Linked DNA regions of Homo sapiens: region 2 is linked to region 1. The links are chromatin contacts, found by Hi-C or POLR2A ChIA-PET in ENCODE. All regions are on one chromosome and are shown on one strand. The core of a region is the stretch at or near the end of the contact, and the rest is flanking DNA. Distances in the headings are between cores, read along the strand shown. Region 1 overlaps SEC11A (SEC11 homolog A, signal peptidase complex subunit). Region 2 overlaps SLC28A1 (solute carrier family 28 member 1).

Evidence for each region. Hi-C counts contacts between places; a loop is a spot of excess contacts on that map. ChIA-PET counts read pairs that join two places held with the same protein, here RNA polymerase II (POLR2A). Pooled maps may share reads with other maps.
Region 2: a loop to region 1 is called in a pooled map, with 2.6 times the contacts of the local background. The contact joins two enhancer-like sites. A Hi-C loop is called at or near these places in 1 of 50 pooled maps. POLR2A ChIA-PET finds 5 or more read pairs at or near these places in 5 of 52 experiments (A549, AG04450, HEK293T and 2 more).

The regions. Positions count from the first base shown.
Region 1 is chr15:84,684,153-84,686,814 of GRCh38, forward strand. The region is part of intron 3 of SEC11A (SEC11 homolog A, signal peptidase complex subunit); the gene reads right to left. Among named protein-coding and RNA genes, the nearest start is that of NMB, 27 kb to the left of the region's middle. RefSeq lists an enhancer at 2,336-2,662. Within about 2 kb of position 1,324, at least 4 of the 41 ENCODE cell types and tissues checked have a DNase peak (open chromatin) inside an H3K27ac peak, as active enhancers do.
Region 2 is chr15:84,927,056-84,929,717 of GRCh38, forward strand. The region is part of intron 12 of SLC28A1 (solute carrier family 28 member 1); the gene reads left to right. Among named protein-coding and RNA genes, the nearest start is that of SLC28A1, 44 kb to the left of the region's middle. RefSeq lists an enhancer at 1,012-1,071. Within about 2 kb of position 1,301, at least 21 of the 41 ENCODE cell types and tissues checked have a DNase peak (open chromatin) inside an H3K27ac peak, as active enhancers do.

The DNA of each region.
Region 1 (2,662 bases), core at 74-2,573:
TTAATCACATGCCAGTGTTCAGTATCATCCAATTATAATATCTCCTGATATGGTTTGGCTGTGGTCCCTACCCAAATCTCATCTTGAACTGTAGTTCCCATAATTACCACAGGTCATGGGAGGTACCCAGTGGGAGGTAATTGAGTCATGGGGGCAGGTCTTTCCCAAGCTGTTCTCATGATAGTGAATAAGTCTCATGAGATCCAATGGTTTTATAAATGGGAGATCCCCTGCACATGACCTCTTGCCTGCCGACATGTACAACATGGATTTGCTTCTTCTTTGCCTTCTGATTGTGAGGCCTCCCCAGCCATGTGGAACTGTGAGTCCATTAAACCTCTTTCCTTTATAAATTACCCAGTCTCAGGTATGTCTTTATTAGCAGCATGAGAACAGACTAATATACCTCCTATAGGATGAACCTACTAAATACATACATTTTGAATATTATTTGTCCCCATATTTAAGAACAATGTTAATACTATTAAACCAAATGGGGCTGGGTGCAGTGGGTCATGCCTGTAATCTCTGCACTTTGGGAGGCAGAGGTGGGTGAATCATTTGAGGTCCGGAGTTCAAGACCAGTCTGGCCAACATGGTGAAACCCTGCCTCTACTAAAAATACAAAAATTAGCTGGGCGTGGTGGCAGGCGCCTGTAGTCCCAGCTACTTGGGAGGCTGAGGCAGGAGAATTGCTTGAACCCAGAAGGCAGAGGTTGCAGTGAGCCAAACTCGCACCATGAACTCCAGCCTGGGCGAAAGAGCGAGACTCCGTCTCAAAAGAAAAAACAAAAAACAAAAAAAACCCAAATGGTAATCCTGACCAGATATTTCAGTCTCCCCAAAAGAAAAAAAGAAAATTGAAAATTTCTGAATATTAACAGGGTCTGTTATCTACACAGGCCTGCAAGTTGAAGGTATCTCAAGAGTCTGAAATAAATCACCAAAAACCCCAGATTACAAGTACCATATTTAAAATCATCAGAATTCTGTACAAAATTATTTTAAAAATTTAAGGATTTTCCAATTAATATATTCTCTGTCTATGAATCTGCCCAGAAGCAGTTTTAAACTTAAGTCTATGACTCATTCAATTTCTTTTTCTTTTCTTTTTTCTTTTTTTGAGATACAGTCTCACTCTGTTGCCCAGGATAGAATAAAGTGGCATGATCTCGGCTCACTGCAGCCTCAACCTCCTGGGCTCAAGTGATCCTCCTACCTCAGCCTCTTGAGCAGCTGGGACTACAAGTGCACACCACCGTGCCTGACTCATTTTTTTTTTTTTTTTTTATTTGTAGAGACAGGGTTTCACCATCTGGTCTAGACGCCCAGGCTGGTCTAGAGCTCCTGCGCTCAAGCACTCCACCCGCCTCAGCCTCCCAAAGGGCTGGGATTACAGGCATGAGTCACCACACCCAGCCAAACTCACTCAATTTCAAAGGATCACAAATTAAAATGGAGAAATTTTCCTCCAGCTTAAACAAGGCCTGAGCTTAATTTGATTCTCTCTGATATATTTAGGGGAAAGTTGGTTCAGCTTTGTTCACAACAGGCATTGCTGAGAATGAACAACACAAATCCACTTTCAGAATCTGGAAAACACTATCCATGCTGAATAAACCTCTGTAATTCCAAAATAAATTTCTTTTTTTTTTTTTTTTTTTTTTTGAGATGGAGTCTCACTCTGTCATTCAGGCTGGAATGCAGTGGCGTGATCTCAGCTCACTGCAACCTTAGCCTCCCAGGTTCAAGTGATTCTCCTGCCTTAGCCTCCTGAGTAGCTGGAGTTACAGGTGCCCACCACCACGCCTGGCTAATTTTTATACTTCTAGTAGAGATGGGTTTTGCCATGTTGGCAAGGCTGGTCTTGAACTCCTGAGCTCAGGTGATCTGCCCGCCTCAGCCTCCCAAAGTGCTGAGATTACAGGCATGAGCCACTGCTCCCGGCCCCAAACAATTTCTAAAAATTTAAGTTATTCCTTCCCAGTCAATAATATAATGTCACTTTAAATTATAGTATTTCCACATACATACTGATATCTGATTTTATTAAAAAAAAATAAGCAGTCATATCTTTATTTCACCAATGAAGAAAGAACTCTTCTAAACTAGAATGTTTATAGGAATTTCAAAAAGCAATGGTTGACAGTTTCCTCTTCTTTCAAGAACTGAAATCCACCAGGTGCAATGGCTCATGCCTGTAATCCCAGCACTTTGGGAGGCCAAGGCAGGCGGATCACTTGAGGCCAGGGGTTCGAGACTAGCCTAGCCAACAAGGTGAAACCCTGTCTCTACTAAAAATACAAAAATTAGCTGGGCATGGTGGCACATGCCTGTAATCCCAGCTACTCAGAAGGCTGAGGCATGAGAATCACTTGAGCCTGGGAGGTGGAGGTTGCAGTGAGCCGAGATAGCGCCACTGCATTCCAGCCTGGGTAACAGAGGGAAACTGTCTCAAAAAACAAACAAAAAAAGAACCGAAATCATGCCTACTCTTTCACTTCTCGTCTGTGTGTCATACAGGATGCCTCCCTTTTCTTTCATTTCTTTCTTTTTTCTTTTTTGAGACAGGGTCTCACTCGGTCGCCCAGGCTGGAGTGCAGTGGCACAAACACGACTCACTGCAGCCTCAAACTCCTGGGCTCACACAATCCTCCCACCT
Region 2 (2,662 bases), core at 51-2,550, 240 kb after region 1:
TCAGGGGCTTTGGTTTCTGGCCTGGTACCCTCCCATCTAGAATTCTAGAGACTGTCATCTGGTTTGCACCTGTCTTGCTGAGGCCTAGAAAAGGGCTCATTAAAACTGGTGCACCCACCCACCCCACCACCAATTGTTTTTGGAAGTGTGGAGGCCAAGGGAAAATTTCCCCTACGTCCTCTGAAGGTTCACTGAAAAATCAGCTCACAAAAGGGAGATTAACAGGAGAAAGGCACACAAATTTATTTAATGCATACACACGGGGGCCTTCAGAAGGAAGACCCAAAGATACAGGGAAAATTGTCCATTTTTACGCTCAGGTTCAACAAAGTATGGATAGCCACATAGAAATAGAATTGGACAAACAGAGTGTGATCTAATACTAATCGACTGAGTGGAGGAAAAACAGCAAAGCCTGTCTGTGTAGACTCTTCTTGGGCTCTCTGAGCATTTTTTCCTTCTGGGTATGGGGCAAGATCCTCTCTGGAAGGGGGGGTCTTATGACCTACACTCAAACAAAGTAGGTCAGATAATTTCTTTATTGCCACTTTTTACCCAGAAAGGCAGAGGGAAGTTAAAGCAATGTTTTTAGGCTTTATGGCTGGCTTTGGGGAAAAGGGCTTCTGGTCTCCGTGCCCTGCCTTGGAGAAGGGGAATTCTAGTTTTTATGGCTAGCCTTGAAGGAGAATTGGACTGATAAATGGGAGGGCAGGACAGAAAAACTTCTTCTGAGGCTACTTCTGAGCCCTTTATTCTAGGTTTTGTTTTAAGAGTCCCAGCAGAAGGAATTTGATATTTCAAAAATGGAAACCCAAAACTTTGTTCCTGAAACTTTTTTTCATGGCAGGATATTGGGGGAGGGGGATGCCATAATATTTTCAGAACTTAGGGCTTTAAATGTCTTAACCTTGTTCTGGTCCCCTTAGACAACGAAAAGAATAACGCTGGTGTTCCTCCTAGTCATTACTTAGAACTTAAACACTGGAAGAATGCTCGCCCATTTCCACAATCTGGCTTAAAACTCAGCCCTCTTTTCTTCCCTTTCTCAGGCAAAAGTCCAGGCCCAGCCCTGGGCAGTCTGGCTTCCCCATTGACAGGGCCTGGGTACCCACTTCCCTTTAGCTGCACAGAATGGGCAGAGGCAGCCAGGATCATCCCTAGGTGCCCTTGAGCCTCCATTTTACAGTCTCTGGTTTGAAAGCCCCAGACTACAACTATAGCTGGCCCAGAGGAAAAGCACCTAACAAACAAACCTTCCTTCCCTTCAATCTCTGGGTCTGCCCCAGTCTTTTCTCCAGAGCAGCTCTCTTTTGCCCCCACCTGGCTCATGACAGTCACTGCACCAGCCCTGTACTGCACGCCCTCTAACTTCCTTCCCCAGTCAGTTCCTCAGTATCTTTGGCTCTGCCCTCAGCCTCTGAATCCCAGAAAGGTCTCTCTTGCCCTTTCCTTCAAGCTCCCAGGTTCGTTCGTTCTTTCTTTCTTTCTTTCTTTCTTTCTTTCTTTCTTTCTTTCTTTCTTTCTTTCTTTCTTTCTTTCTTTCTTTCTTTTCTTTCTTTCTTTTCTTTCTTTCTTTCTTTTTTTTTGAGACAGAGTCTCCCTCTGTCGCCCAGGCTGGAGTGCAGTGGCTCAATCTCGGCTCACTACAACCTCCACCTCCCAGGTTCAAGCAATTCTCCTGCCTCAGCCTCCCAAGTAGCTGGGATTACAGGCATGCGCCACCAACCCAGCTAATTTGTGTATTTTTAGTAGAGACAGGGTTTCACCATGTTGGCCAGGCTGGCCTTGAACTCCTCACCTCAGGTGATCCACCCGCCTCGGCCTCCCAAACTGCTGGGATTACAGGCATGAGCCACTGCGCCCAGCCTCCAAGCTCCCAGATTCTTAAAACCACTTTGTTGCTCAATCTCTGGCTCCCTTCTCCGCACATCCCTCCTATTGCTAATATCTGGATATTTCTAGATCTCCACGGTCCAGTACAGTAGCCACCAAACACACATAGCTATTGAGCACTTGAAATGAGGCTAGTCGTATTGAAAAACTTTTAAGATGTTTTATTAATTTTAAATTTTTATTTTGTCATCCATATTGATAGTTTTATATTGATTACATGGGTGGAAAGAAAATATTTTGGATATATTGAGTTAAATAAGACATTATTAAAATTAATTTAACCTATTTCTTTTTCCTTTTTAAAATGTGGCTATGGCCGGGCGCGGTGGCTCACACCTGTAATTCCAGCACTTTGGGAGGCCGAGGCGGGTGGATCACCTGAGGTCAGGAGTTCAAGACCAGCCTGGGCAACATGGAGAAACCCTGTCTCTACAAAAATACAAAAATTAGCCAGGTATGATGTCAGGTGCCTGTAACCCCAGCTACTCAGGAGTCTGAGGTGGGAGAATTGCTTGAACCCGGGAGGCAGAGGTTGCAGTGAGCCGAGATCGCCCCATTGCACTCCAGCCTGAGCAACACAGCAAGACTCTGTTTCAAAAAAAAAAAAAAAAATGTGGCTTCTAGGCTGGGTGCAGTGGCTCATGCCTGTCATTTCAGTACTTTGGGAGGCCAAGGCAGGAGGATGGCTGAGACCAGGAGCTTGAGACCAGCATGGGCAACATAGGGAGACCCCTATCTCCACAAAAAATTTAAAAAATAAAAAATTACT